Regions from separate parts of the Homo sapiens genome. Here region 2 is linked to region 1. Evidence: chromatin loops called from intact Hi-C (ENCODE). Cell type or tissue: IMR-90. All regions are shown on one strand. Each heading gives the region's core, and the rest is flanking DNA. Links, peaks and the distances in the headings are about the cores only.

What was found. A loop is a pair of places that touch in the nucleus more often than their neighbours do. Peaks named below come from ENCODE experiments on the same cell type or tissue, not always from the same donor. Only the 100,000 strongest peaks of a DNase experiment are listed, where the experiment ranks them.
Region 2: it touches region 1 in a loop (5-fold over the local background); 1 of 110 quality-filtered maps calls a loop at or near these places.

What each region holds. Positions count from the first base shown.
Region 1 is chr1:172,212,472-172,229,389 of GRCh38, forward strand. All of the region lies in intron 14 of DNM3 (dynamin 3), which reads left to right. Among named protein-coding and RNA genes, the nearest start is that of DNM3OS, 76 kb to the left of the region's middle. RefSeq lists a silencer at 16,484-16,684. In IMR-90, for the core only: no CTCF peak of the experiment used is centred there; no DNase peak of the experiment used is centred there.
Region 2 is chr1:172,163,570-172,180,487 of GRCh38, forward strand. All of the region lies in intron 14 of DNM3 (dynamin 3), which reads left to right. Among named protein-coding and RNA genes, the nearest start is that of DNM3OS, 27 kb to the left of the region's middle. In IMR-90, for the core only: no CTCF peak of the experiment used is centred there; DNase peaks (open chromatin) are centred at 4,962 and 8,962.

The sequences.
Region 1 (16,918 bases), core at 5,375-13,374:
AAAATTAACCTATTCCTTATCTTTAAACAACGTTGCCTTCAAAAATTACCAACTCATTCACAAGCATTACATTTTCTGAGCTTTTCACATTTCTTAATCTTATGGTGCACAGTCACCACAGGAGAAGGTGTGATATGTCATTTAAAAAGCCCAAACCTTTCGCTTTGTATTGTCACAAGGAACTAAAAACAAGGCAAATAAGTGTTTCAACTTATGCTCTTAGAAATTATTTCTTAAATACCACAAACTGATTTGGGTATATCACAAGGAAAGATCAGATAATTCTAATCCATGCTGAACATGTGATTTTGAAACAGAAACAGTAAAGATGAAAGGTGAAAGCTCCCATAGTAGGACCAGTACTGGAAGAGAGAGAGAGTGCTTTTTGACTGATGTACTCTCGCCTTACCTGAGTCTTTTGGTGTGAAATCATGGTCTTTTAGCACTGGAACAAACCTTAGAGATCGTCGTGTAGTCAAACATCTTTTTTTTGTAGATGAAGGAAACTAAGGACTGGAAAGGTGAACTAAGTTGCCCAGGTCAAAGAGCTACTTGGAGGAAGAAAATCTGAATCTCAAGAAGTTGGTTTGCAAACTTCTAAGTCCAGTGTTCTTTCTTCTCTTTCCACACACTGTTTCTTCCACTGAACTCTTCCTCTGAACAACAGGAGAGCAGCAGCAGTAATAAGTCCAGCACCATCAGGTCCGGGCCACAGCTGATTTTTAGAGGAGGCCCCTTGCACACAAACCAAGTTTGCTTCTGGCCAATAGACCTAGAAATTACAGGCTGATCTTGCTTTACTCCTCTATACGTGCTTCAGAAATGACTTCTTTGCAGAAACTGTGTTGGCATGGTTAATTAAAAAGCATTGTTAGAAGAGGGCACAAGGGGAGTGTCATTCCAGGTGCTGGTAATGTTCTGTTTCTTGATCTGGATGTGGGTTACATGGGAACATTCAGTTTGTGGAAATTATGTGATGTATATTTCTGGATATTTCAACAAAAAGTTAAACAAAGCTTACAGAACAATTAAGAATCCATTGTTACAAAAAAAAAAAAAAAAAAAAAGCCTATTGGTGGCCGGGCATAGTGGCTCACACCTGTAATCCTAGCGCTTCAGGAGGCCAAGGCAGGTAGATCATGAGATCAGGAGTTTGAACCAGACTGGCCAACATAGTGAAACCCCGTCTCTACTGAAAAAGCAAAAAATTAGCGAGGCATGGTGGCAGGTGGCTGTAATCCCAGCTATCGGGAGGCTGAGGCAGGAGCATAGCTTGAACGTGGGAGGTAGAGGTTGTGCTGAACCAAGATCATGTCACTGCACTCCAGCCTGGGCAAGAGAGCAAGACTCTGTCTCAAAAAAAAAAAAAGCATATTGGCATCAGAGAAATTAAATACCTCTAGAAATGATTCTGCAAGCACATTTTAACAATTTTTAAACAAAATTTTAAACAAAAACAGCCATCATTATTTGGCATAGCAAGAGTTTTACTGTAAAGCAAATTTAATCACTCCTTCAGGTAGAAACGTTTTCCTGATACTGTGGCCTTCCTTCATACTGTGTAACTGCCAAAGGAATCACTTAAAAATAAAAGCTATTATATGCTTCTTACATCTTTAGACAATGGGAATTATTCTAAATTACAGCTGACAGAAAGCATTTTTTCTATTCTTCATTTGACTTTGTGTTGTATATCTAAGGACTTGAGAAATTGATTTCAAAATTTCATGGTAACTTGTCATAATCCTTATGGAGGAAAATAAAACATAGAAGTTGGTCTGGCTGGGCAATATATTGTCCTACTTGTTTAACTATTGCTGTTAACAAAGAAAAGTTTAGGAGGGATAGCATTAGGAGATATACCTAATGTAAATGTTACGAGTTAATGGGTGCAGCACACCAACATGGCACATGTATACATATGTAACAAACCTGCACGTTGTGCACATGTACCCTAGAACTTAAAGTATAATAAAAAAAAAGAAAAAAAAGTTTGGATACATATACATACATATGTACATATATACACATACACACACCTCATCCCCCCCACACACAAATAATTGGCATACGGTGAATATATTTTACCACTAAAGCTGTACTAAACATAATTAGATATGTTTGGGATAAGTCAGAAGTATTTTCGAATCTTACAGTAACTTAATTATTATATACTATAGTTAATATCCTGCAGCTATAAAAATGACTGGGAACAAGCTAGGATATAAATTTAAAAGTAAATGCATAGGAGTGTGGGTATAGAAAGATCGCTGAAAAAATTAATACTTATAAATCAGCCATTTTTTTTCAATAGTAACACTGAGAGAATGAGAAAATACCTGCAATTAGTGTATTTTAAATTAGTCCTTCTTTCCTTTTACAGCTGCCAGTGGAGGGCATATTGATCAGAGAAAGGACCAAATAGACAAAAATGCAGAAAACAGATCTATGGTGTAAAGTGCCGAAGTAATTGATCCTTACCTAGTAAATATTCACATATGTTAACGTAAGTTAATACTGTTAGGAAACTGAGACCAATTTCATAAACAATATGCAACTATTTGGAAATTTCAATTATAGATGCTCAACAAATATCAAGTAAGCACATTTAAACCTAAAGACGAGTGTTCGGATATTTCAGTGGAACATTTTAGTATTGGTTCTGACTGTAATAATCCTGGCCAATATGTGTAGACTCTTTTAGTAGTCATTGTTTCCAAGCTGATTGGGCAGAGACCATGTCTATTGCACTTTTGAATAGCAACTTGAATCCTCTTGGCTTCTGGAACATATAAAATAACAATGTTCTCCAGAAATGCTGCCATTTGGTAACTTCTCTTTGGAGTGCAAACTTAAATTCTTGGTTATAAGTAGTATGTGCATATGCCCCGGTGTCCACATGCACAGATCTCTATGGGCATCAAATAAGGTATGCTTGCTGGGAAATAGAATGATTTTTGAATGCATAAGAACCCAAAGAGGATGACATAAACTTAGCGAAGTTTTCAAGCTCCAGTCTTTATTATGTATGTATGTTTTAAATTAAGGAGCAATCCAAAGGTTGAAAATCAGGGAAATCAGAGGCAGTTAATTTTATCAGAGAAAAAAATTGGAAGATAAAAGCTTTGGAAGATATCAGAGCAAAAATTGGAAGATAAAAAAATGAGAGGAATAGCAAAAACAAATTTTTAAGGTAAAACTATAAATTTTCTTTTGAAATTGTACATATTCGTTGGACTCAATAGTCATCTTCTCTTACTGGAACTAACTAAGAGTTAGTCCCTGTGACTGCTTACAAGGCAGAGCCAGGTAATTGATGCGTCAGAAACCTAGCTGTTGAACCACTGTGTGAATCTTTAGGCCATGAGGCTTAATTCTAATTTTAAGCAGATTTGGCTCTTATAAATCCTAAAGAGTTATAAAGCCTTGAGTTATTTTCTTGAAAATATCTGATAATTCAATTTATAATTTATTCTTAACACTCTCTTTAAAAAAAAAAGAAAGAAAACTTAAAGTATAATAATAATAAAATTAAAAAAAAAAAAAAGAAAAGTAAGGGACCAGATCAGGGGTAGAACAAAGCTGCAGACATATATTTTTCAAACCTGCTGTCAAGGAAATCAGAGGCATAAGAAAACTTGAACAGAATCAAGAAATTTACCATTTAGTTATAAAATTAGATGCAGCATTCCATATCTCATCCAAATATAATAATCTATTGGGAAATCATATTCAGGAGTGGCTTCTCCATCGAAGGTATAATTCCCTTGGAAGATTCACATGTATTTTATACAGTTTATCCCTAAAAATGTTTAAAGACAAGTCTGTGTAAAATGTGAAGTACTTGACTTCCTTATTAGTGACTTTATCTGAGGCATGGTCTACCATAGTAGTGATTACACTGCCCATTAACCAGTGAGTATTGATCTATTTATTCCTGAAAATTTTCCCTCCCCATTTAAAAATAAGCAGAAATAAAAACCTGGCTTCGTCATTTGTGATGGATGCTAAAGTCATGACTAGATAAAAGACTTCAATTTATCAGTTTATGTCTGAAGCCGAAAACTACTTGTTGATCTCTTAAATTCAAAAGGTTACTTGGAAACACTCAAGGCCAAATTGGAGAAAAATGATTAATCCATTTTAGTAAGTGCTTCTTTCTTATAAATGGAATTTAACTCCTTGGGCAAATGTAACGTTCTTTTTACTTCTGTGATTGCTAAAGTTTCTTTAGGATAAACATAGAAAAGAAATGGGAGTAGAGGGAATACACACACACACATGCACACACACACACACACACACATGCTGCAACCACACAAAGCACAAAGCAATTGTTGAATATGTCTGTGACCTTTGTTTATGTTCATATTTCAAAGTCAAGATAAGCCAATTTTCCCACCTAGAGATTTTCCCTCTGTAATTGGATATGTATCTAGATATTTACTATCATAATGGATTCTGGAAATGACACTAAAATTTCATTTCACTACCAGCCAACCAAATTTCTGATCTTTCAAAAATTAGGTCATTTAAAAGCTTTGCAAGAATCTCAGTTTATTAATTGGGGTGACACATTTATAGTTATTGGTTACAATATCAATGGAATCTTTCTTAATAAAACAATGTTCTCACTATAATTATAGTCCACAAGCACTATGAGCCACATAGTGGCATTTAAGATGCTCTCACCTTCTTCAGCCTCCTTACACCTCACTCTTAGAGCATCACTACTATCCCTTAAAATATGGAAAGGTGGAGAAATCTTTCTGAGCTTGGGCACTTCCACTAACTCTTATTTTGCTGCTGGTCCCTGTCCCTTTGAGGAGCAACAGCACTAAAAAGCTACTTTCAGAGATCCAAAAACAACATGGTTCGTGGAAAGCCATGTATTGGTATGGCTGGGGCCTGCCAACCAATTGTGTTCAGTCCTTTACTCTCAGAGATATTTAAAATCTCCTACTGGCTCCTTTTGTGTAGCGGTAAGTGAAGATTCAATGGGACAAGGCTCTAAATGGACTGGAGGCCTCTTTTCCATTAGAGATGTGTTTCCTCATAGACTTTTGTCTTCACACTTTATTTTCTTGTGCCCACTGCCTCTTATTCGATCATTTGTTGTTTCTATTCTCAAACTCTCTTTCTTCTTCTCCTAATTTTGTTTCTGAAAATTTAGCCTGTATCTTACAATCTACTATATACCAGGCAGTGCTCCACTCTCTCCTTACTTTTTTAACTACAGCCTATCAACCAAAGTTTATTCTATGGTTGACTTCCTCTCAGGAAAAAGACTGAGAGGAATAGACAAAACTTTGTAAAGAAATGTATGGGATGGTTGTGGGAGGGAAATCACAATGAGTGCATTTGGAAAAATACATAAACTACCTGTCTTCTTATGTTCATGATCATATTTTAAACTAGAATGGTTAACAGCTGTGTCTTTCCTGAATTATTATAAGCTAGTTTTATAGTGAATAACATTCTATATTTGTTCAGCGTATTTTAGATAATGAGGTAGGAAAAATTTCTGTAGTATATTTATTCCTGCTAAAATAGATTATGGTCTATAGAATCTGGTTATCCGCTATTTAAAATGTTTCCTACATGTTTGAGGGTTTCAAAAGTGTCCTTTTCATTTGTGGAATTTAATTCTATTCTCTAGACATAATCTCAGTGTTATATCATTACAGAGAGTACTTTAGTGAACAGTCAAATAGGAAGAGAGTAAAAGAAGAACACTGGCATGTTGAGCCAGACTCTTAAGAAAAGCAATTAATAAGAAAATAGCTCTGTAGCCCAATGAGAATTAAATAGTGAGATTAATAGAAACTAAATAATTGGATGGTTTGGGTTTGGATTATGTACATGAAGATTTTTTTTTTTAAAGTGAAAGAATTTTGTTCTTTGTTACACTGGTAACATTAAAATTAATGAGTAAGGGTAAGGAGGACTGAGGAATTGAGGTAATTTGTGGTTTCACTGTAACAAGGTGAAGAAGACAACTTTTGGCAAGTTTTTTGTTGGCATATCTGATTTGCACTAATATGATGTTATTTACAATATTTATCCCACTTAAGTGAGTATTTGCATATTTTACTATAGAAACGTGGGGGTTTGTGGTATATGATATATACAAAATATTACCTTTATAAATTCTAAAAAAAATCTGAATTCTGAAATATATGTGGCTCCAAGGACTTCAGATAAGGAATTGTGGACTTGCATATCTATTGACTGTTGGGAGGAAAACTTTAAGAGGTATTATGAGTGAGCTATAACCTCCTCTTTAATAAGAAGAGTCAGTAACTGTTGTCTAAAGTGGTTAAGTTGAGAAGTAAAAGTATAAGCATATAATATAGTGTTATGGATCAGAATATCTAAAGAGAAATTAAAAGAAATTTCTCTTTGAAGTAGAGGTAAAGAGGGTTGGAGCGGGAGACTTGCTTCTCATCACACCTTCTTCAAAACTATGAACTGTTATCATGTGCATGCATTATTAATACTTTAGTTTTAAAAATTAAATTAATTATTTCAACAAACTTGCCTTGAGTTTATGTAATGTGTTAGGCATGGTATCTGGAAGCGTGAAAATTGAAACCTTTGTCTGGGCACAATGGCTCATGCCTGTAATCGCAGTGCTTTGGGAGGCTGAGGTAGGAGAATTGCTTGAGCCCAGGAATTCAAGACCAGCCTGGGCAACATAGAAAGATCTCATCTCTACAAAAAATAAAAAATAAAAGAAAACTAGCTGGGCATGGTGGCATGCACCCCTGGTCCCAGCTGTTCAGGAAGCTGATGTGAGAAGATCGCTTGAACCCCGAAGGTCAAGGCTGCAGTGAGCTGAGATTGCATCACTGCACTGCAGTATCACTGCACTCCAGCCTGGGTGACAGAGGAATACCCTGTCTCAAAAAAAAAAAAAAAAAAAAAAAAAGAAGACGCTCTCAAGAGTTCTAATATGTAAAATAGACTTGTAAACAATGAGGCTTGATATGAAACAGTAAAGTGATCATTTTTATAGCATTATATACAGAGAAGACAGTGACTACTATTTTCCAGCTAAGAGAGTGTACATCTAGGTGTGTATGAGGGTAATGGGCCTGGTGAACTGTAGGAGAGGGAAGAGGAAAGTCAGTCAAGGGAGCCTTCACAGAGGTGCTGGACCTTTTTAGAACGCAAAAGACTCAATCTGAGAGGCGTCAGAGGGAGACAGACACAAGGTGAAGATGTAGAAAAGTTCTTGATGGAGAGCACTCTTCCATGCCCTCCTTGTAGCTAGAGAAAACCAGGCTGTAGCTCCTTTAATTTAAATCTGCCTTCCCCAGCAAACAAGAAGCTATTTGGATATTTTGTTTTGTTTTTCCTGAAGGGTGACAGTAGAGGGTGGGAAAGGTACATTTTACATAGGAGATTTATATCTTAATTTTACTCTCAAAATAGAAGACCCTGAGAAAATACACATGAGCAGGGAATTTTTTAAAAGAAATTCAGTTTAAAGTCAGCTTTTTCTAGATTGCAAGTAAGCTGTGTAGAGTAAGGGAAACATGGCTCATCTGGCCAGGGTTCTAAAGTAGGCAAGCTAACTAAATCTCACAGGAGGTCTTCGAGGAGAGCAAACCCAGAATTCATTGCATTAATCCAGCCTAAATATTTTAAGGACATGAACAAATATGATGATGTCATTGAAGAGAAAGGGTTGTTTGCTTCCATACCCATTTTGGCAGCTGTAGCAGCTGTGGTATCTCTTCAAACACTCAGATTGTAGGTTAAACCCTAAAGTTGAGCCTTTGAGTTTCAGGGCTAGATAGGAGTTTCTTGAAATACCAGCCTTCTGATATAACAGAAATTATGACAGAGGAGCTGTATACAAATTGGCTATAATGGGGAGTGATCAGATACATTGTGAATAAATACAATATACAAAGAGTTAATATTAAAAATATGGAGAATGGGGGAAAACTCAAAAAAGAGAGCTCAAGAATCAATGCTTCAAGTGCATGTAGAGTTAAGAGTGCACATGGGGGAGGCAGTGAGGCCTCTGACAGGTGGTAGGGGAAGTAAGTTGACAGATGAGCTTTATATTTCTTGAAAATTTTCTCTTTATCTCAGTTCACAGAGGCGGATGGGAAAGGAACAGATGTCAGAAACAGCAGTGATTCTCAGGGAAGATTAAATGGTAGAGGAAATGGAGATCGCATTACCAAATAAGATGGGAAGGGAAAGCAGTGTGTTTAAGTAGAACTAGACAGAATGACCAGGTGGAATTTGGATTTGAAGTTTTAGGGGATATCATGTTAAAGCAGTAAACACCAAGCTATCACAATCTGACCCGTTGAGATTCCATTAATTGATAACGATGATGAGTACTTCTTTATTTGTTAATAAAAGCGTGCCATAAAGAATAGGCACATTAAAGTTTTCATTTAAAAATACATGTATTGTTCCATTTCAGAATTGTTAAGAAGTTGAAATATTCTTATAACATTAGAAAGAACTAAGGTTTAGGAAGATTTGGGATTACGTGAGAGTTGCTTGTATCACATCATGTTACTTTTCATTCAATTTTCTCCTTCATCAATCCCTCTTCCCTTCTCCCCTTTTCCTTCTTCATTTTTTCTCCTTATAGGGACATATGGAGGTATGGGAACTCAGACGCAGTATTCAAAGAAAAAGAATGTATTATTAAGAAACTTGGTCACATTATTATTATAAAAGTATACATTCACTAAGAAAACATTTACATAAGAAAAGTACTCAATTAGATTTCTGGTCTATATATAAAAGATCTTCTCAACCAAAAACAACTTGAGGCTGGCATTTAGAAAACCTGAGCTCTAGTTCTACCCTATCCCTCATTAGCCCTATGACTTCAGACAAATCATATGCCCTCTTTGGCTCTCAGTTTCTTCAACTGTGAAGAAGAGCTTAGATCATGTCTGTAATATATATGTTTTAATTATTTGAATACCATAGTCTAGGTGGTGATCTTAATGCAAGCAAATGCCGTTCACTTTAACAATCCACAGGGAAGAGATGGGAGAGATGGTTCCAAGAGCAGAAAACTATCTTGGTAAAGGAATTCCTACATTTTTATCCATTCATTCTACTAATACTAAGTAAACATCTGCTGTGATTTCCTATGCCTGGGAATGCATTTCTTCCAGATATCCACATTGCTTATTCCCTTGCCTCCTTTAGGGCTTCACTGTGTGGTCATCTCGTGAGGACTTCCTTCTTTCCTATTTAAAATTATGTGCATGCACACACCACACTGTCTCTCTTGCTATCTCTCTTTCTCTCTCCAATTCTGGGACTCCCCATTCCTCTTTCTGTGATTTATTTTTCCCAATAACACTAAATACTTTCTAATATTCTAAAAAGTTACCTATTTATTTTATTATTTAAATCCCCCGTTTGAAATTAAGATAAAGACAAAGACTTTGTAGGGTTTGTTCAATGCATAGAATAGAGTTTATCACATAGTAAGCCCTCAGTAACAGAGTTCAAGTCTTAATCATCAAGTAGCTGAGGAATTCTAGACTCATTGCGAGTATATTATTTCAATGGGAATAGATAAGGAGACTAGGAAAGTCAGAGATAGTAATGGATTCACAATTCTGATTTTCAAACATCTTGAGCAACAGGATCTTTGTTTCTGACGAAAACTCATGTAGAAGCCACATGTGAAGAGTTAAGTGCAGACTTGGTCTAAGTGAAACAGGTGAAAGAAACATGGCCACTTGCTTTAGCTAGAATCACTACCTAAACTATGGTATTCACATCATAAAGAATGTACACGATGGATATATGATCCAAGCTCTTGCTTTTCTCCTGCCTCCTCAAGGTGGTCCCTGAAGAAATTCTGAACAGATTTTCTCAAAGTTGCCTAATATCAAAAATTACTTGGAACACTGGTTAAAAACACAGATCCCCTGGGGCTTTGCCCCTGGAAAGGAAAGGGAATATACCAAGAAGTTGGTGAAGAGGCCAAGGTTTGCATCAAGGAAGGTGATTATAGAGAACAAGAAACATCTGGATTTTCCGAGGCTGAATAAAGAGAAAGGTTAGCAAGAGGACAGGGGTCTACTTAGTAAAGTCATTTCAATGGTGGTCAGTCACTTACACTTGTCTCCCACATAAGAAGAAAAAATTGGATCCTGGTTTGGGCTGAGAATTGGATATGTTTAAAAAGAGAAAAACAAAGCCATATTTAGGGGTTTGTTTTGTTGAATTTTATTATTGACAATGGCGCCAAAGAACCAACATACAACCACTTGAACTAAATAGAACATTAACAGAGTTCTAAACATTCAAACATATGATGAAGGGAAAATTCCACTAGTCAAAGATCTCAGAAGAGATATAACTTGCTCATTCACCGAAAACTTGTACACAAACAAAATCTAGAAAAAGATGTATGTATGATTCTTGTCCTTCTCTATTATCAGTTTCTTTTTAAATTTTTTAAGTGTTATTTTGTTTTTTACACATAGTAGTTGTATATACTATGGGGTGTAATGTGATGTTTCCATACACGTATACATTGCATAATGTTCAAATCGGGGTAATTAGTATATCCATCACCTCAAACATTTATCATTTCTTTATAGTGGGTACATTCAAAATCCTCTAACTATTTTTAAGTATACAGTACAATATTGTTAACTATAGTCACCATACTGTGCAATAGAGCACCAAAACTTATTCCTCCTGTCTAACTGTAACTTTGTATCTGTTGATCTCTTCCCATCCTGCCCCTAACCCCACCTCTCCAGTCTCTGGTATCAGTTTCTTTTTTCTTTTCTTTTTTTTTTTTTTTTACTATCAACAGAACCTCATCAAATTATCTCATTTAATGGTACCACCTCTCCAGGCATATCGGCAGGCACCAATTGGCAGGCACCATTGTATATCCATTCTGTCATAAAAAAAATCCCATATATCACTATAAATTTTTGACCATTAGTCTTTATAGTTTTTTACATTCGTTGAAATATAACTTTTCTCTGAGAGCATCATATCCTCAAAACTATCTCAAATAGAGGGTACTTTTGTCTCCATTACTCCATCTCCTCTTGGATGTCTCAGATTCCTCAGCATCAAAACATCTAAACTGAATCTCATGGCTCCCACTGAACCCATGACTTGCCTTTATCTATTGTTCCCTATTTCAGTGAATAGCACCTCTATGTCCAATCCATCATTCAATCTCTGTTTTACCTACTAAATAGTTTTTAAATACATATACTCTTCTATTCTCCAACCACCTTAGTCCAAGAAACCACTGTCTTCTTCCTTGATTATTGTAAGAGCTTCGTACTTGTTCTGTCTACTTCTGGCCATTCTGTAAGTCTTCTCTAAGTGTAGCTCTCATCAATCACTTCCTTGATATTCCCACTGCCACGGTCCCATTGTGTCACTTTGTCTGGGCCATTGGAGTAGCCAACACTCCAGTTACCTTAGTCTCTGCCATCTTCTATCTACACTATATTTTTATACCAGCTTAATCTCCATAAAGCGTACATGTCTCCCAACTGCTTTGCTGCTTACTGAATTTAATCCAAACTTCTTAGTTTAGTGTTCTCTTGACCAGTAATACCTTCTCCCTATACCTATGCCTACCCCAATCCTACCCAACATGCAAGACTCCTGTGGCTTTTCCTGACCTCTATTCAGCCTGATAGGCTATTCTGCCATTAGAACTCACAACACAGACTTAACTTTCTTGTGAGCAGTGTCTTATCACATTTATATCAGCAGACACACCTTGCACTGCCCCTTTCATATAGTGAATCCTCAATGCACTTAATGAATTTTAGTACATTTTAATTTTATTTGAATAGGTTTTTAGACTTTGAGTTTCAGGAAAAGGCTAAATTACTGAATTCATTTTAGTATTGTGGAAATCAAATGGAAACCACCCCACATATGAAAACATAGCTGTACTCTATTTGTTTTATTTCAAAGTGATCCAGGTCCTTTTACCACCAGAGAGGAAGAAAGAGGATTAAGCTGAAATTAATGTTTTGATGAAGATGAGGTGGATGGTAAATTGACCCGAGGGAAGCAAAAAAAAATCAACTTGCCACATGTTAGCAACCGAGACCTCATGATTGATGTTCAGTGACTTGGAAATTCTCTCCAGGGCAAACTGCATTTTCACTGCTTACTTACATACATTTTGAGGCATAGATTAATTTCAAAACAAGAATTTAAAGCTAGGAGGAACCTCAGACATCAGCATAGTTTGTGGTTTTCAAACTTTTCTCTCCTTTTCTGTTTTTAAACATTAGAACACTTTATTCAATCAAAATCTTCCATGAAATCCCATTGTATAAAATAAATAAAACCAGAGCTGTCTTGGTTAAAGCAGGGTGCGAGCCCAGGATCCAGCCCTCTTGCCTTGGGGCTCTCTAGCTTCCATGGTGGCCCCTGAAGCATAACAAGAGAATCTCTAGAAGGCTGGTGATCTCAGTTTGAAAACCAAGGATCTGGTCTTCCCTCTCATTTCTTACAAGTGGAAACAGGTTCAGAGAAGCGACATGATGTGCCCAGTGGTAGAGTCAGGACTAGGACTCAGGTTTCCTGCCATGCAATGCAGTATTCTCCTCCAATTCCTCTTTGCTATTTTCTTTGGTGGCATGTCCCTCCTGTTTCTTCTTCCTCTTTTTTTTTTTTTTTTTTTTTTTTTGAGATAGTCTTGCTGTGTCGCCAGGCTGGAGTGCAGTGGCACTATCTTGGCTCACTGCAACTTCTGTCTCCCAGATTCAAGTGATTCTCCCTTCTCAGCCTCCCGAGTAGCTGGGATTACAGGCGCACCACCACGCCCAGCTAATTTTTGTATTTTTAGTAGAGACGGGGTTTAACCATGTTGGCCAGGATGGTCTCGATCTCTTGACCTCATGATCCACCTGCCTCGGCCTCCCAAAGTGCTGGGATTACAGGCATGAGCCACCGTACCCGACCGTCCCTCCTTCTAATGACCTCAATTTAGTCTTTACTTTTTCCCAGTGTCAGCACATATGATCCAAAAGGCCTTCTGAACTTCTATCAATATTTTGATAGCTTCTATTCTCAACTCTTTAGTAACTATTACCAAATGACCATTTTTTTTTTGCCATAACTCTATCTCTTAAGATACTACCATATTTCCCTATAAAAATGCATTAACAAGTTGGTAACATGTTGACCATGGTAACATCTTGAGCCCAGGAGATGGAGTTTACAGTGAGGTGTGATTGTCCACTGCACTTCAGCCTGGTGACAGAGAAAGACCCTGTCCCAAAAAATAAATATAAAAAATTCCAACATCTTATCTCACCATTCAGAGAAAACCTCTTTTAAACATCTGTCTTTCAATGAAAATGCATGAATTATATATATGATATATATATGAATTATATTATATACATAAATAGAATTATGCTATTTGTGCCATTCTACAATTTGATTCTTTCAGTCAAGAAAACTCTTGGTGCTCTTTCCACCAAATATAGATTTATTACTCTCTTTTATAGTTACACAGTGTACTTTTGTATGAATTTATTGTAATTTATTTAACCAGCATCCTATAAGTTTAGTTTCTAGTTTGTAACTATTTTTTAATGCTGTAATAAACATCACTATGCACATATAATTGCATCCAATAATCACCTCAGGATAAATTCATAGAAAAGAAAATGCTGGGTCAACAGATATCTTCATTTTAAATTAAAATATCTCTAATATTTATTGTAAACAAAACCTTTAAACAAAACAAGACAGAACACAGACAAGTATCAAAGTCTCCTCCAACCCCCTAGCTGTTATGCCAGTCTCCAAAAGAAACCTGGTATAGACTTCAGACCTTTAGTTCAATATAAAACTGTAAACATAGATACTTTTAAAAAAGATAGTAGATTACAGAGTACATACTTAACTATAACTTATTTTTAAACCAAATAATGGATTCTGACCAAATTTCCACATCAGGACATATTGTACTAGCTCTTTTCTTTTTTGGACTGCAGAGTATTTCATGCACAGATGAAAGGAAGCAAAATGTGGTGGCTAAGAGCATGGACCCTGGAGCCTGCTCCCTGCCACCAGGCATATGACCTTAAGTGTAAGTCGCTCTGTGCCCTACTCTCTACATTTTTAAACTTCGATGATAAATACCTACTTCATAACATTATTGGAAGAATTAAATGACTAAATATATTGGAAATGCTTAGTACAATAAGCACTCAACCAATGTTAACTATTATTAATATGTGTCATAATTTTTTAGCTAGTCCCCATTTGATGGGCATTTATTTTCAGTTTTTCAGCGATAATGATGCAAGTCATATTTCATATATGTCCATTTGTGAAAGCATTTCTTTAGGGTATATTACTAAAAATTAAAAATGGATTTACTGGGTCAAAATAAAGACACATTTTGTTTCATTTAAATTTTTTAATTTTTTTATTTCAATAGCTCTGGGGGGAGGTACAAGTGTTTTTTGGTCACATGGATTGTATAGTGTGAAGTTGGGGATTTTAATGCACCCATCTCCCATGTAGTATACACTGTACCAGTACGTAGTTTTTCATTCCTCACTCCCCTCCCACTCTCCCCCTCTCTGAGTCTCCAATGTCCATTATACCACTTTGTATGTCCTTGCATACTCATAACTTAGCTCTCACTTACAAGTGAGAATATGCAGCACTTGGTTTTTCATTCCTGAGTTAGTTCACTTAGAATAATCACCCCCCAGTTACATCCAAGTTGCTGCAAATAACATTTCATTCTTTTTTTTTAATGGCTGGATAGTATTTTGTGATATATATATATATATATATATATATATATATATCACATTTTCTTTATCCACTCGTCAGATGATGGCCACTTAGGCTGGTTCTATATCTTTGCGGTTGTGAATTATGCTATGATAAACATACACATGCAAGTGTCTTTTTGATACAGTAACTTCTCCTTTGGGTAGATGTAGACACCCAGTAGTGGAATTGCTGGATTGAATGGTAGATATACTTTTGTTTGAGAGATCTCCATACTGTTTTCCATAGAGGCTGTACTAATTTACATTCCAACCAGCAGTGTATAAGTGTTTCCTTTTTACCACATCCATGCCAACATCAATTGTCTTTTGACTTTTTAATAATGGCCATTCTGGCTGGGGTAAGGTGGTATCTCATTGTGGTTTTAATTTGCACTTCCTTGATGATTAGTGATGTTGAACATTTTTTCATGTTTTTTGGCCATTTGTATATCTTCTTTTGAGAAATGAAGATAGATATATTTTGAATTTTGATGTTTTCACATCCACCCCTCCTCCAAAAGGCTGTGCCAGTTAATATTCCAGCCAATGGTGTATAAAAATATCCATTTCCTCACATCTGGTCATAGTGGATATTATTAGTCTAATATACAAGTTCACACACATGTGTAATTTTAATGTGCATTTCTTTGGTTATTACTGAAGTTTAGTAACATGTTTTATTTAGCATTTGTCTTTCATTATCTGAGAACTACTAATACTCTCCTTGACACTTTTCTATTAGGGTGTTTATTTTTTTAAACAGATTTTTAATGGCTCTCTGAGTATTATGGCTATTAACTTTTATTCATATATATTGCCAATACTTTTCTCAATTTATCATCTGTTTTTCAATTTTGTTCATTATTTTGCCATGAAGAAGTGTGTCATTGCTATGAGTCTTTTATAGTTTCAGGTTTTATGCCAAATGTCTTTTTTTTTTCTTTTAACTTCAATCTTCCCAAATTGTCATCTATTTTGTACTCTGGGGCTTTGAGATTTGACCTATCTAAAATTTCTATTTTGTGGGGAAGGGTAGATGAGAAGCCAGTTGTCCTAAAATTATTTGTTCAGAAGTCTGGTTTGTAATGCCGCCTTTATCATAAACTAACTTCTCAGGTCGGTTTCACTCTTTCTTCGCTCTCTTCTATTCACCTGACCTGCCAGTGGACTTTTACCACAGGCTTCTGTTGTCTAATTTTTATATTAAATTTAAATCTTAATATTTGAAGGGCATTTTCCCTCTGATTACTTTTGTTTTCTTTGGTTATTGTTTAGAATTTTCCTGGCTATTTGCAACTGCCTGTTCTTCAAATGAAATTTACAATCATTTTGTCAAGTTACCTCTCATAAAATTGTTCCAAAGTTTTTTTGCCTAAGATTTTATTATATCACTGTATAATTTAAGGAGAATTTAGAACTTTAAATATTGAGATTTCTATCCAAGATCTGTTTCTCTATTTCAGCTTTGTTATATATCCCTCAGAATAATTTTATAAATGTATTCATATAAGACTGCACATTTTCTGGTAGGTTTATGACCAGATGTTTTTTAGTAGATACCCTACGTTCATTTAATGGTTGATTTGGAGTGCAGTCCCACAAGTTGAGTCTAAAGTGTGAAAATAAATTTTTTAAAATTTTTATCAATCATTGTCACCAAAGACCTCTTCTTTTGCCACTTTCTACTATGAAACACACTTTTTCCAAGTGGCTCAATGCAAGCTGTACCTCAGAATCCTGTCATTTCTAAATAACATCTTATCTATATGCTATTTCCATGAAAAGCTAGTTTGGCCAAGATTTTGCTGTAAAGTATCCAACGAGTTAGGCTTTCATTATTTTTCTGGTCTTACTTAATGAAGAAACACATCTGGGAAATCAATGAGTATTTGAACTCACTGGGCTTCATAAACACTCTAAATTCAGTCAACCAACCATTATGCTTAATTCACATTCAACCAACCAACAATTATTGAGACTTAGTATGTTCAGAATTCTAGAACTAGAAACATTTCTCTACTCTGGAGTGACTTATTGTGTAATAGGAAAAACAGGTATAAAACAAATAATTGAAATATATGTTATAAAACAATCTGAGAAAGTCAGTAAGAACTCAC
Region 2 (16,918 bases), core at 4,374-12,373, 50 kb before region 1:
GTAGGTTTCCGGAACTTAGTTTGTTGTATTACTGAAAGTTTGTACCCTTTGAGCAACACTTCCCCATTTCCTCCACCACCCCCAGGCCTCTGGCAACAACATTTTCTACTCTCTTTTTCTATGAGTTCAACTATTTTAGATTCCTTGTAAGTGAGATCATGCACTATTTGTCTTTCTGTGTCTGGTTTATTTCACTTAGCATGATGCCCTCTAGGTTCATCCGCATGGTCACAAATGGCAAGATTTCTTTCATTTTTAAAGCTGAATATTTCATTATTTCATATGTATGTATTTCATATGTGTATATGTATGTGTATATATGTATATATGCACATGTGTATATATGTATATATGCATGTGCATATATACACATGCATACATATATATACACACACACACACACACACACACACACACATCTCACATTTTTTTTTATCCATTCATCTGTTAAGTTGTTTCCACATCTTGGCTATTGTGGATAATGCTGCAATGAATGTGGGGTTGAGACTTTATAATGAACTAACCACTAACTGAGCTTTTTCAAATAAGAAAGTACAGTTGAAAACAACAGTAGCTTCCTACTTAAAGTAATAAAGGAAAAGGGGAGAGAATTCGTGTTTTATTTGTCTTTTTCCTTTTCTCTCTCTATTTTCTTTTCTTTTCTTTTTTTTTTTTTTTGAGGCCTTACTATGAACCAAAATAATATGACACAATCTAAGGTGACAGGCAGTGTTAAGGTCTGTGTTCAGGTTAGGGTGCTATTACTTAGTATTACAGCCAGAGGATCAGAAATACCCAAGTCCTCTGAGACTACAGCAATCACTTCCCCTATGGTTGCTGAGGATGCAATAATGGCAAAGAAAAGCAAAATAACACCTTGTTATTTTCTGGGGATTTGTCCCCAAATCTTAGTGCAAAAAACTCTGGCCAGCCAGGCCAGACCATGTATCTGGAGCAACCACTTCTCCTGAGGTGGTGAGGCATAGGTAGCTTCAAATCAAAGGAGGCCTTTACTATCCCAATGTTCATACCCAAGTTTTTGCGTCTTATCATATTCTAACCACACATAAAAGGACATCAGCCTTGACCCTAAAGATGCCAAGCACATGACGGTGTAAACCAGAGGGACAGCTATGCCTGTGTGTGCTGATCTTTTCCTGTTAATCCCTTTAGCAAGGGTGGCCCAATCTACCAAACCATAGCCACTCCTGCTCCTGGAGGACAGAGGCAGTGTATGAGGAAGGTAGTGGGAGTGGTTTTAAAGGACCCTTTTTCCTAAGGGCATCAGACATGGTAACCCTAGGGTGGTCAAAAGTGGCTGGGCTACACTGCAGTTCTTCTAGTCATTTGTTTCAAAGCCCAAAGCAAGCATGCCTCCTGTTTATACTAATGGCACATGTAACCCTTTTTGTCCTGAGGCTGAGTACTTGGCACAAACACAAGCTGGTCATTTTAACCAAGAGTACAATGTAGTCTGGAGATCCAGTGTTATTAATTGTCCATTTTCAGCCTATCTAAAGGAGCAATCTTAGTAAATCCACTTACATGTATGTGCATGTTAAAGACCTAACTGGTCTTTAACCTGATTCCTTTTTCAAAAATACAGCTTTACTGGGTGAAGTGTAAATGGAAACTCTCTACTATTCTTCCAATGCTTTGGTAAGTCTAAAATTATCTCAAAAAAGTTTTTTTAGAAAGTGGAAAATAAAAGATAGAACAAAATGACAATCTCTTTCAGGGGAAAAAAAGGTGAGAGTAACAGAGTAAAGATATTTTACTTTAAGGAAGTAAAGATATTTCTGCATGTTTAATATTTATACGCATACACAAAATACAGCTTTTATGATACCACACTGCTCAAAAACTCTTAGTGACTTCTTATAATTTATAGGTTGCAGTTCAAATTTGTTAGTCTTGGAATGTAAAGGTCTCTTAAATTGAGCCCCAGCCTACCTTCCCAGCATTATAGGTTACTATTATCCTGCTCCAGATCCCTAGCCAAACTGGGCTCCTCCCTGACCTCCAGCAGGGATTTCCCCTTCTACCTCATGAAATCTACAGCAACCAACGCTGCAAGGAACATTTAAATTCTTACTTCCTTCAAGAAGTCTTCCCGGATCACCTCCAACTCAAGGTAATACTTTATTCCTCTGTGACAAATGTTGCATAGAAATCTTTAATGCTTCTTTAAAATATATTATTTTTAATATTCATGTTATGTGCTTATGTCTCATCTCTCCACTAGAATTTTTAAGCTATTCAAAGTCAGGACCTTATATATTTTTTTGAATTCTTCACATTGCCTAAAACCTTAATTAATTAAGGAATCCCACAAACTTTTATCAATTATCTTTTTTGTGCCAGGCACTGTGCTGGGTGCTTGGAATATAAAGCATAATAAAAAGATTTCTTAAGGAAGCCTTTCTTGTTTCCCCCTGGCCAGCTTAGAGGGTCTCTCTTCCGAGATCCCATTGCATCCTGTCCTAATCACTATCTTATTAATACTCAGGGGTATTGCACCATATGGTTTGTGGAGTATGTGTCTGTTTCCTCCAGGATGCAAGCACCTTAAGAAGAGACACTTGGTCTTTTTTCATTATATCCCCTGAACTCAGAATAAAAATGTAGAAATGCTCAATATATGTGTGCTGAATGAGAAACTGCAGCTGAAAGTTGTGGTTGGTTAGTGGAATAATTATAGCTGATACCCTCAATTAAATAGGTGATTAGCTTTCAAACAAAATACATTCTTGTGATTTCTTTTCTTTCTCCTCTTCCAATTAATGTATATTTTTAATCATCATCACTAAAGTACCTCACGACATAAGTTTTATATATGCTGTAATATGAATACATTTGCCATCATAGTGATCACATCATATATAGGTACTACAGATATATACAAGTTTTTTGAATTCCAGGAACAAATGTGCACTGCCAATTTGATTATCTCTAGCTATAGGTATCAAGTTAGGATTAGACCTGGATCCCCTGAAGACAAGTAATCCAACGTGGGTTTTAATCTGTTTTTGAATTCTAAGTATCTAGCGCAAGCAAGGTGCCTAGAACATAGTATACAATAAAAAGTGTTTGCAGAATTAATTATATGAATAATTACATTTCCCCATCCTACCCAACATATTTTTTTGCTAGTCATTTTAATCTCATTTTTTTATCAAAGCTGCTAAAAAATAGAACTTACTCATTTTAATTTTCTACTACTCTTCCTGCCTTTTTGCTCTAAAATCCTAAAATGCCAAAAGTGGGAGCTTGAGACTAAAAAGGAGCAACAAAGATTTATGTCATCCAGAAGTTCATTCTCAGATCTATATAAATGGCAAAGCATTGCATTCTTTTTTTTTTTTAATACTTTAAGTTCTAGGATACATGTGCACAACATGCAGGTTTGTTACATATGTATACATGTGCCATGTTGGTGTGCTGCACCCATTAACTCGTCATTTACATTAGGTATATCTCCTAATGCTATCCCTCCCCCATCTCCCCACCCCATGTCAGGCCCTGGTGTGTGATGTTCCTCACCCTGTGTCCAAGTGTTCTCATTGTTCAGTTCCCACCTGTGAGTGAGAACATGCAGTGTTTGGTTTTCTGTCCTTGCGATAGTTTGCTGAGAATGATGGTTTCCACCTTCATCCATGTCCCTACAAAGGACATGCACTCATCCTTTTTTATGGCTGCATAGTATTCCATGGTGTATATGTGCCACATTTTCTTAATCCAGTCTATCATTGTTGGACATTTGGGTTGGTTCCAAGTCTTTGCTATTGTGAATAGTGCCACCATAAACATACGTGTGCATGTGTCTTGATAGCAGCATGATTTATAATCCTCTGGGTATATACCCAGGAATGGGATGGCTGGGTCAAATGGTATTTCTAGTTCTAGATCCTTGAGGAGTCACCACACTGTCTTCCACCATGGTTGAACTAGTTTACAGTCCCACCAACAGTGTAAAAGTGTTCCTGTTTCTCCACATGCTCTCCAGCACCTGTTGTTTCCTGACTTTTTAATGATCACCATTCTAACTGGTATGAGATGGTATCTCATTGTGGTTTTGATTAAAGCATTGCATTCTTAACTGAAAATTGCTGATTCTTACTAACAAAGGAAATCTCATTTTTTTTCCATATAATTGATGCCCTCACTTATTTACTTGGGACAAACAGGTACATAATTTGCCTTCATAGAATTATCAAAATCAGTGTACTGAAAATTTAAATGCAGTCACAATTATTTAGTTCATGTTGCTCCAAAATATCACATTAGGAACTTGAAGTAGAGAGACTTCGAGTTGTTAAACTGTGTCTTGATAACTCATATTACCACAGTAAGATTTTTTTTAAGTGCAATTTCCTGCAAAGTGGAGATTAATTCCTGACGCTTTGAGGTTTTGGGTTCTTCAGATAAAAGACTACAAAGGGAAAACATGAACATACCATCTCCGGGAGTAATTATACTCTTTAGCATTCATGGATGTTATGCTATTTTCCTCAACATTAGCACAACTTTGCCCTATTTCAGAATAAAACAAACATTTCCTTATGGCTTTAACTACCTATATCATAATTCACTGTGCAATAGCTTTCAGTGCTAGGATGTTAGGTAAATACTTGATTAATGAGTTACTTTAGATTACTAATCATTAAATATGGTCTCCCTTTTTTTTTTGTCTTTTCTTAAAATATTAACTACACTGGGAAAGCAAGAAAGCACACCTGCCATTTCCTCACTATGGGCTATCATTTCTCCTTGTATGTGTTAACACAGAGAATAAAGGAGAATCCTGTATATTTTAACAAAAGGTTTAGTGGTCATAGCAGGGTGAATGCTTTAAATAGGGCTGAGTATGCAATTGTTCTATTATCGAGACAATTGCCTGATTGAGAACAGCTCTCTGGAAAAGCTCCAAGTATGTGTCCAGATTACCACAGGGTGCTTGGAGTGATTAGAATTGCTCATGAGCAACCAAATGCTCTGGCTTGTCTCCACTAAGCAATTGAAGTATATGGGATCCTGAGAGACATGACTTAGTTGAAAGTATTCTCTTCCTGTTCTAGCTTTCTTTGCCTCACTGGAAATATTAAATGCACAGCAGACCTCTATACAGGAAGCCCAAATGCAGACATTAGGTTTGCAAGGTGTCCCCAGCCAACTCCACATGAGACAGGCCCCTCACACGGTCTTATTGCCTATAGAGTCCTGCTCTGATGAGAACTTTCAGACATTTTAAAATTAGGCATAGATTATCAAGCTGCACCAAATTGCCAAGTTGCAAAACCCGAAGATTATCAAGGGGTTTCTTGGTAAAAGATTATCAAGAAGGGGTTTCTACTATGTTGTAAGAGGTGAAACTTGGCATACATTTTAAGACGAACATGGTCCTTTTGCATTTGAATTTTCAAAGGTGCAAATAATTATAAGTCAGGGATGGTGAAAATAGTAGTAGTCTTTGGATATATACATTAGCTTTTTTCTTTTGAGCGCTCACCATAGTATATCTTGCTCAGTTATCATCACCATGCAATTTTTTTTATAAGACAGAATCCTTCCCTATTTCTGCAATTTGTTTGGAATGAAATTCCATATTGAGGGGATATTCCTCCATTGCAGATACTTTTAAGAAGAAGCCTCTCTACCAATTCTCCATCAACCTGAATGAGCTGAGTTTGGGTACTCTCAGAGCTTGAATGGGTCAAATACTCCTTTATTTGCCACTTGGGCTCCTAATTACCCCAAGTCCTGTCTTTTTAGCTACATCTCTGTGACTGCTGCTTCTCAGAAGAAAATGATTCATTCTGTTATTTTCATGAAATCATGAAGAATCCCATAATCTTTTCATCCTATCATTGGGCATTTAGTCTTAGGGAAAACAACATTTTGCCTAAGGGTGTTTGGTTTTCAAATGGTTGAGCCTGACTTTTTGGCTTCTAAGGCCATGGCCACTAATGCCACTGAGCCTTGATCAAATTGCCCTTAAAAATATTGTAGTTAATATAAGCCTTTGAGTTTGGCTTATATTAACTAGAATATTTAATTCTAGAAATTAATATTACTAGAATTAATAATAACCAGAAAGATCTAGGGTGACTTAAAAGAAAACTTCATGAACAAGATTGACTTACTAGAAAGCATGTTTGTAGGCATGAACATAGGTTAATATTATTCCATTTACTGGCTGAGTGATGTCAGGCTAAGCTGTTATTTGATGTGAACATCAGTTTCTAATAACTAAAAAATGGTTTGTTGTGATATTTAAATGAACTATCCATAATTTTGTTTCTTTTTTCTTCTTTTGAAGAATTTTGATTTTCAGTTTTAACATCAAGGAACCAAGGGCAAAACTTAACAGCATAATGTTGGGTTTTACAGTGTGCAAAGAAATCCCTTGAAGCTCTGTTTATAAACTTAGTTGCATTTTTTTCTAAGTATGTTTAGGAAGCAGATTTGGAAGGAGCTAGAGATCTATGCACTACAAAGCACTAGCTTCTAGATCAATGTTTTCAGCAGGGAAGGATTAGGCAGTAGAAGAATATCACATGAAGATAAGCTAGAGAGTTTTTTGTTTTGTTCTATTTATGTTTTAAATTCATATACATTGAACTTTAATATATGTTAAATACTTATTTTTAAGTCCTCTCAATATCAAGTGGAGGTGCCATTAATATTCCCATTTAGTAGATAAGGAAACAGGCTTGGGATGTCAGATATCTTGCCTCATGTCTCATGGCTAATAAATGGAGAAGCTGCTATGTGAACACAGATGTGCTAGACTTAAGCATTTAACAACAAAGCAGGAGGGTAAAGATGCACGGGGCCCACTCTGGAGTCAGGTCACCACTTACTAGCTGTGAAACTTGGGTTCTTAATCTCTGGGTCTCTTCAGTTTCATATCTATAAAATGTGAATGTGAATGAAAATAGGATTAAATGAGTTAATGTGTGTAAGGCTCCTAGTATGGGGAAATGAAATATAGTAAGAACTTCAGTGTTAATTGCTGTTGTCAGTATTACAATTGTTTGTTAATGACAGTCATTTTAGGGTAATCTGTTTAGAATTTATGAATGGCATATCACAATGCTGTTTTTTTGTTTGCTTTGTTTTTCTGACTGAAGGAGCCAGGGAGCATTTCAGTAGGCATTCTCTACATCTCACCTTCTCTAGTCTGCCCACAAATCCCATCATAAATTCTTGCACAGTCCATGTTTGAAGAAGACTGACTGGTGCATTGCACCTTTTTATAACTAAATCATGGAGAAGAAAAATTGCATTTCTGAGTTTCTAGGGGTCATGCCAACTCTGTCTTCATTTTATACTAAACTAAAAAATAGAGGGGAAAAAAGATCTGGCTGAGGTGATATTTCTATACTGTTAGAAATAGTGACGTTATTTTTCATGAGCCTGGAGTTTTTAACTTCTGCCCATTCTTTAATTCATGATCTCTTCTGTATGCTGGTCTTGTTTGTTTGCTCCTTTTCAACATAACTTCTGAGAAATAGAGATTGATTAGTTTTGTGCCTCAAAGGACATACCTCCAATTGCTCTAATAAGTCCAAAGGAAGATGTGAGGAATAGCACATAATTCCAAACAGAAGAGGGTTTGTAGCTGGTATGAATTAACTACTGATCTTGATTCTTCCTCCCTATACTTACTCTATATTACCTTCTTTATTCAAGTTCAACTATTTTGACTTTTGGGGACATGTAACAATAAAAATGCTTTCTTTCTAGTTATTATGATCATGTTATTGAATAATTCATTATATATATTTTTAAATGGAATTGAATGCTGTATGATAAAAGTATATGAATAGTTTTTGCATTAGAAGGCAGAAGAAAGTATGTGAGTTGAATATAAGAATGAGTTCCTCTGAGTAAAAAGTTACATTTCGGAGAGGTATGACTGCACCTACCTATTTACTACAGAAAATAGGTTAGCTGTGCATTTTATCCAAACTTGTTATTTACTTGTCATTTTCCATTTAAAACAGTTAGGTAGAGTAGCTGTATACTGTCTACAACTGCTGTGCAGAAAGACCTCAGTGCCAGCTTCTCCTTGGTGTAGAGTGAAGAGATACAATCATGCTTTGGAAAATGTGTTGATATCAACCTTAGACAGAAGGGTTAGGCTGAAGACAATCTCTCACAATGATTGTAAAATTGACTTAACCAATACTTACCGTGTGGTTATCTTCAGTAGTGCTAATTTCTGTACTCACAAGATAGATAGAAGTAAATAGGACAGTGTCAAAAAAATTTCTGTAAATAGTAGTTATTGAGTCTTTATTCTCTTCATTGCAGAGGGAAGCTGAGAAAAGGGGATGGGGGATTATATTCCAGACACAAGAAATCTCCAGTATGGAGGTTTGGGAGCATCAAAGAATGGGACTGGAGAACAGCACCTGGTGCCTGTTGAGTAAGAGGTGCTTGCTGCTTATTGAATTGATAAATATTTATTGATGGAGTAAACAGGGTGCTGTGAGAAGAATGATGGGAAACAACCCTCTGGGATGTAACAGGGAAAGGGTAGAGAGCCCCCTAAAGAACTGAAACTCCATCTTCTCAGTAAGTAGTTAACAACTTGGGTGCTGCTGCCTAGTGAGGAAGCCCAAGTTCTTCATAGGTGTGTCTCCAGGCCTTCACTTATTCATTTTTGTTACATCTGCAAATACAGTAGTCCCCCCTAATTCACAGGGACTACATTCCAAGACTCCGCATAGATGCCTAAAACCACAGATAGTACTGAATCCTATGCATACTATGCTTTTTTTCCATCTGATAACCGAGACAGCTACTAAATAACTAACAGGTGGTTAGCAAAGACAGCATGGATACGTCGGACAGAGGGATGATTCATATCCCAGGTGGGATGATGGGAGATTTCATCATGCTACTCAGATTGGTGCACAGTTTATAACTTATGAATTGTTTATTTTTGAAATTTTTCATTTAATATTTTTGGACCACAGCTGACCACAAAAGAGTAAAACTTGGGGAAAGCAAAACCATGAATAAGGGGACTACTATACTTACTACTGTATTGATATCAGCCTTATGCTGAGTTGGTGGGTCATGTGACCAATAGAGAAGGGTACAGTTCTATGTAAATCAGAGATAAAGATAAGACACAAGATGTGATGTAATGCCAAGCCAACCACCAAAGAAAAACTGCGGAATTTAGTGAGTTATTGAAGCACTTCCCATCCCGAGTAGGCAGGACAGCATGTGTGGTTGGGAAAACATTTCTTCTTAAACAAACGGTGATGCAGTGCTGAAGAGCTACTGAAGGAAGAGTATACACTCATTTCCAGTTTTTCCAAACTTGGCATTTTTAACCATTGTTGGCCTTTTAACCTCTTTTAGTAATTCTATCTATCATTTGTGCTATGCACATAAAAAGATAGTAAGCTACCATTACAGGTGGTGAATAGCTCTGGAAGGGGTTTGAGCAAGGAAACAATTTTATGAGGCTTGTATTTTAGAGAGATTATTCTGGTAGAGGTGTGAAGGATGGATTGGAAGGAGGAAAACTTGGAGAAAGGGAAAACATTTCAGAAGTGACTGCAATGTGTGAAAGATGATGGATGCTAGAACTAAGGCACTGACGGTGAAGATGGAGAGCCAGGGATGGAAGAGGGATGTTAAAGTAATAGAATTGATGAGCAGTTGCTAAGGGAGTTGAGAGAGAGAAGAGTCAGGGATGACGCCAAAGTTTTTGTTAAAGCAAGTGAGCAGAGTGGCAGTGTCAATAACTACATAGGGAATCTAGAAGAAGATGCAGGGGGTGGGGATGTTAAATGTAATAATTATTTCAGTTTTGGATATACTGAGATTTACACACATATAAGTCATTCAGGTGAAGACATCCAATTGAAAATACAAAACTTAGTCTCAAAAGAGAGCTTTTTTTTTTTTTTTAAACAAGGTCTTGCTATGTTGCTGTGTTGCCTAAGCTGGTCTCAAACTCCTGACATCAAGCAATCCTCCCACTATAACCTCCCAAAGCACTGGGATTATAGGCTCAAAAGAGAGCTTGAAGTCCCCAAATGAATCAGGGAGAAGTCTAATTTCAAGGAATGATTTCAGGGTAAATTTAAAAAGGAAAGAAAATTATGGTTAGATTTACTTCTCATTAAAAGTATTGAAGTTTAGGGTTAATAGTTGAGATAATTCTTAGCATTAATGTTTGCCTTTCAAGGATTTAATATTCATTAATTTTGCTTGGCCTATAATTTTATATTTTGCGGTGAACATAAAGCATATTCATCCCTAACTGGAGATCTCTGCAGCTTAAGTCTTCTGGATCATATATGGCCAGGACCAAGCCAGGACAATAGTATTTAAAAGCCAAATACCTAAGAGGAATACCAAACTAGAAATCCATAACTCTGGAATGCCAAACTTGAAATTATGATGAGTTACTGGTGATACCATAGTAGTATGTTAATAAGAAAATAGTATGTTAATAATAGTATGTCATAATAGTATGTTAATAAGAAAAACTAGCTCTGTTGATTTCATTGACTAGAAATATAAATTATGTTATTCTTTATAAAATATACACTCTGCAAAATGAAGACTATGCTTTAGAATATTAGAAAATATTTCTTAAAAGTACAGTAGCCGAACCTGAAACAAATTTGATGGTTGAGTATAGAATGATTTTTTTTTCTCCTTTTTTTCCTGGGCTTGAGTCCATCAGCTTAGGAAGGAAATATAAATTAATGGAACCTAAGTTTAAATTTTAAATCCAAGGTTTTGAGACCTGTCCTGCTGAACTGTGGATCCATCGTGAATATGCTCTGTTTTGAAATAAATTTGTCCATAAATGATGGAGGAAGATTTCAGACCAAAAAACACTTTTTTCCTTGGCTACATCTGAGACTTGGATACCCACTCTTGATTTTTGCTGTTTGGTTTAGAAGGGACTGACAAGTTACACGTTGTTGATTTATCTTCCTTGGCTGACATTTTTTAACAAATGTCTCAGTGTTAGAGTTGGTGTTGTGCTTGATGTTTTCTCTTCTTACTCTTTAATATCACTTGTTAATTTACCTTATATCAGAAAAAGCATGCAACATATGTGTTAGTAATGATGTCTACTGAGGGAAGATTGGCAGACTATCCTATGAATGGTATGTAGACTGCAAGTAGATCATTTTGTGTTTTATATTTTCACAAATGGGTGAAGGATATTGCTGTTTCAGGTTTACTCTCTAACATTGAGGGAAACTACAATAGGAATTCATTATGAATATTAACAAATATTTTCTGAATAAGATATCACAAAATGGTTCAGAAAGTTTCCATAATTTATCTAAGTGGCTTTATATCTTTCAAGAACAGAAAGTCGAATAGTGGGATCAGCATCAAGTTGTGGATATACTGATTTTTAAAAATTATTATCTTATTTCATATGGAGTAAATTTAGTTCATTGAAGCATACAGCATTCTAACAAAACAAGTACCAGGGAATTTTATTTCTAACAACAGTTTACCAATCTAATGGCCATATACCCTCTCCTGACTTTAGCCAGGCACCTTACAAAATACTGCTGTTGTTCACACGGGAGACAAGGAGATGAGTATGACTGGATCAGCAGAAATGTATTCCTACTTTTGGAAAAATAATGAAAAGCACACACACTGGCTCTGAATCAGTAATATCTTTATTTGCAAACAATAATCTTCTTTTACTAATTATGTATAAACCTTTGTTTTCTTCTTTAATTTTTACAAGTGATTACAAGTAAACTGATATAGCAGGGAAATCATATATTTCAGTGCCTCAAAACCTGTTAATATTGATTTATCCATTAGTTATCATTGAATACTTACTATAGTTGTAGATTGTGCCATGGGAAAAATAGAGAAAATGTAAGGTATGATCCTAATTTCTTAAAGACCTGACAGTAAGAAATGGAAGTATCCATTCATATATTTAATTTCAGTGATGTTAGAAATCCCATATTCTTTGAAGCTAAGTAAGTGGTATAGATAATAAGTACAAATAAGAAACTGGAGGAAGGAGATTCCTCCAAGAACTAATAGCAAGAAATAAAATTTTGTGAAGGAGATGGGAGCTAAGGTGCACTTTTGGTAAACATTTTATTATAACAAATTTCACACGATCAAATGTTGAAAGAATTTTACATTGAATATTAGTATGCTCTCTACCACACTGTTGACATTTTACTATACTTGCTTTATCACATATTTGATATATTTTAATGATAGGTAGAAATTGGACAGGTCCAGCTAAAAGGATGAAAGTTTGCTCAAGAGTGGGAAAAGTTAGAAGGTAGATTTTGTGGTAGACATGCTCCAGTGGTCTCTATACACATTCTTTATAATCCCCTCTCATGTTGTTTCAGGATTGGTCTGTGTAACTGTGGTAGGCTAAGTAATCCCTCCAACCCTCCCAAGGGTGTCCATATTTGAATCCGTAGAACCTGTAAATATGTTATCTTATATGGCAGAAGTGACTTTGCACACGTGATTTGTGAATAAGTTAAGGATTTTGAGATGGAGAGATTATTTTGGATTATCTAGGTAAACCCAGTGTAATCATAGGGTCTGTTTAAGGGGGAGGCAGTAGATTCAGAGTTGAAGAGAAGATATAGGGTGGAAGCAGAAGTCAGAGAGGAGAGAAGATACAATTTTTCTGGCTTTGAAAGTAAAGAAGCTATGAACTAAGGAATGTAGGTAGCTTCTAGAAGCCAGAAAAGGAAGGAAACATTTTCCCCTAGAGCTGGTCATAGGAATGCAGCTCTGCTGACCCATTTTAGACTTATGATCTCCAGAACTGTAAGGTGATAAATTTGCATTGCATTAAGCCACCAAGTTTGTGTTAATTTGTTACTGCAGCAATAGGAAACTAGTGCCGTGACCAACAGAATATGGCAGGAATTAGGGCCTGTAAATAGCCAGGTTAGTGAGCTTGGATGTTTCCCTGGTCAGATCTTCAGATGATTACAGTTCCAGTCAGGAGCTTGACTGCAATCTCTGGGAGTCCCTGAGCTAGAATCACCTAGCTAAGCCAGTTACAGATTCCTGACCCACAGAAATGTAAGATAATCAATGTTTACTGTTTTAAACATCTTAGTTTGGGGGCAATTTGTTATGCAGCAAAAGATAACTAATTAGTACAGAGTGAAAAGGTAGGTTGAGAGGGATTGTGTACAGTTTTGAATGCTAGACTCATTGCCTTCTCAGTGGGGAACCCCAGAAAGTTTTTAATCTGTGAAGTGACCAACTCAAAATAATAGCAAGATTGATCTATTTGGATATATTATAGAAAAGAGGTTGGAGGGAGGAAAAATAGATGTAGTAAATTTAGATAATAATATTAGATATTGTAACGAAAGCCTGCTCTAGGGCTATGAATATAGGAAGGGAAAGGAAAGAACATAGATCAAACTACAAAGAAACTCAGTAGGACTTGGTGACTGAAGGTGCTTAACGCAAAGGGAAACTGAGGAATTGGCGATGGTGTGTTTTGAGTTTGAGAGAACAATGATATAATTCTGAAAATGTATTTTTTTCCAGTAAGAGCCAGTTTTTCAAAGTTTCTTTTGCAGTAGTCCTCTCTTATCCATGGTTTTGCTTTTGCAGTTTCAGTTACCTGTGGTCAACTGTGGTCCGAAAATAGGTGAGTGTTGTACAAGAATAGAGAGAGAGAGAGAGAGACACCACATTCACGTAACTTGTATTATAGTATATTGTTATTATTGTTCTATTTTATTATTAATTATTGTTATCAATCTCTTACAGTGCCTAATTTATAAATTCGACTTTATCATAGCTATGTATGTATGGGAAAAAAGACATGGTATATTTAGGGTTTGTTACAATTCAAGGTTTTGGACATCCACTGTGGATCTTGGAATGTATCCCCTACACATAAGGGGAAGTGGGGGCGCTACTGTACTTTCTAAAACCAAGTTGGATAATTGAAAATGTTGAGAAAGAAGTTTAGGATAAAGGACTTCATTACCTGCCTTGTGGGGGCTTAGAAATGTAAGATAACTAAGAGACAAAATTACGGGATGAGAGTAAGAGTTAGGGATGAGACAATAGGAGTAAGGGAAGTAATGTTAAAAGATACCTAACTGTGTGTTATAAAGCACTTTGGCTCTGAGTGGACTTATAGCCAACCCAGGGGAAATGCTAACAGTGATGTGGTTTTGGTATCCATAAGACAAACACAATCTGAGAGAAATGTCTCCATTGGATCTTCCTAAAGGTCATGCACATCCTCAGTATTATCCTGTGGTAAATACTATATTTTATAGGGTTTTTTTCCCTTAATGTGCCCAATGAATATACAGTCATACATTGCTTAACGATATAATTATATTCTAAAAGTTGTGTTATCAGGCGCTTTCTTTGTTGTCCAAACATCATAGAGTGTTCTTACACAAAGCTAGATGGTCTAGCCCACTACATGCCTAGGCTGTTTGTTTTGTTCCTAGATTACAAACCTGTAAAGCCTGTTTCTGTACTGGATACTGTAGGCAATTGTAACACTGTGCTAAGTATTAGTGTATCTAAACATATCTAAACAGAGGAAAAGCTACAGTAATAATACTGTCATATAATCTTATGAGACCACTGTCATTGAAGGTGTGGTCTCTTCTCAACTAAAATGTGGTTATGTGGCATATGGCTGTAATAAGAAGAAGAAAAAAATCCAATTCCAATCCATCCAACACACTGGTGTTAAAAAATAAACTTAAATCTTAAGAAAGTGTCCAGAGATTGATTTTTCCATTGAGAGTAATTTATTCATTTATTTAAAAATATTTATTGAGTATTTATTATGTACTTGAGTCTGTATAATTCTGAGAGTACAGTAGTAAATTTTTTACATATATGAAGTGAAGATGACTGGAGAGGGGAGTAGGAGGTTGATGTGTAAGTCAGAGAATCCACAAGTAAGGAAGGGATAGGAATGAACATAGATGAAGCAGTTAAAAGAAGCAAGGTAGTAAGATAGTGCATGCCGTGATGATGAAGAGAGGGAGAGAGACAGAGAGAAAGGGTGTGCAAGAGATACAGCAAGAGAGCAAAACAGAGAGAGAAAGAGAGACAGAGAATGGACCCTGGTTTACTTCAACTTCAAGCTGATGTTACAGAGATATCAATGAAAGGAAGAAAGAGTAAGTCACTGGGTTTGATTATTAGTTGATCATCAGTGATCTTTAGGATTTCATTGTCAATACAATGGTAAAGACAGAAGCTAGATTGCAGGGGGTTAAGGGGTCACCTTATGGAGATGAAATAGAATAAGTCTTATTCCAGCTCCATGGGCATGTCTCTATCGCTTTATGTCTCAGTCCATAAAATAGAGCAAAAATGGTGATCCTCCTCTAGTCTAAAATATAAGGAATGCTTTGAACTGCTGGGTGAGCTAATACTCTAAAGCCAGGGCGGTGATAGTAGTTATCTGTGTGTACTTTGAATGAAACTGGACTTAGAATGCTGAGCTAGTTGTTTTGTGGAGCCTACTTTCAGAATGTCACCTCTAATTTTGCATTCATGAAAAGCATTCTCCTGCCTGGACTAGAATCCAAAAATTTTTTGTTTATTATTAGTGGTGACTGATTGTCATTTGTGGACTGTGATCTACATGTAATGAAGTGGAATTTGGCCACTGGTTGTGTTGCAAAGCTTTTCTGAGTAGTGTTATTGCATCTTAGTTTTGACAAAGTTTGTTACTCCCACTAGTATTTAACTGGTATTAAATTCAAGATTATATTTTCATAATGTTGTTTGGAAACCAAAAGAAAATAATTGGTATGAACGTGCTTTGAAAAGTTAAAGGATTATATAAGTATTAATTATAATTATCATTAAAGTGATTTAATAGAAGTATTATTCTACTAAAATAAAATAAGAACTGCTAAATTCAAGATGTCATTGAGAAGAGGGGAGAAGTTTTTTTTGCTATGGTTTATTTCAGCTTCTGTATAACTTACATGGACTTTCTAAGAAAAATGTATACAGGCAATATTTATAAATATGTGTGTATATTTTAATGATGCTATGCCGGATCATTTCTGCTTGGATTATTTGTGGCCTTATTTAATTCTGGACTTATTTTCCAGCATAGTTTTGGGAATACAGATTCAATAATTTTTAGATATAACCAATAAGTACTGGGTGACTACTCTGTAAAAGCACTTCTTCATATCTCACATTTTAATCTTCACAATAGCTTCATCAGAGCAGGTGTTATTACTTTTTTATGTATTAAAAAACTAAGGCTCTGAGAGGTTAATTAGATTTTCGCCCATGGCGTACATAGCAGGGATTAGACGACTAGAACCCTACCATTAGTAGATAATAAGCTCAGGTGGTGAAAATCAATTAGCTTCAGTAAAGCCTAATTGTATCTGTAAATATGTTACAAATATCATACCGTGTCTCTGAGTTCTGAGTCAAATTTGCAGTGTTTTTGAAGCAGCATTGCCTTCTGTTACCTGGCTGCTCTTGTATAGTTTAGCATGAATGCATGGCAGTTTGCCCTGTAGGAACAAATCTAGTCTATGTGGATATACTATCATGATTCAGTTAGGTCTCAAGATCAGTAAATTAATTTATGTAAAGAATAAGATACTATGTATTTCGGTTTTTCAATACAGAACCATGAGTAGGAGAGTTTGTATGTTTACTGCATGCTAACCAACACTTGTTTGTTCTTTATGGTTTACCAATTTCACTCGTTAGATCCTGACTTTTACCCTGTATCGTAGATAGGGCTGAGATTATGCACCTCATTTTACTCACAAGGAAACTAAAGCCAAAGAACAGTGTGTGATTTTCTCAGTAGCCTTCAAATATATTGGCCTAGAAAATATTCTGATAGATAAATAGTCTAAGGACAAGTGGATTCATT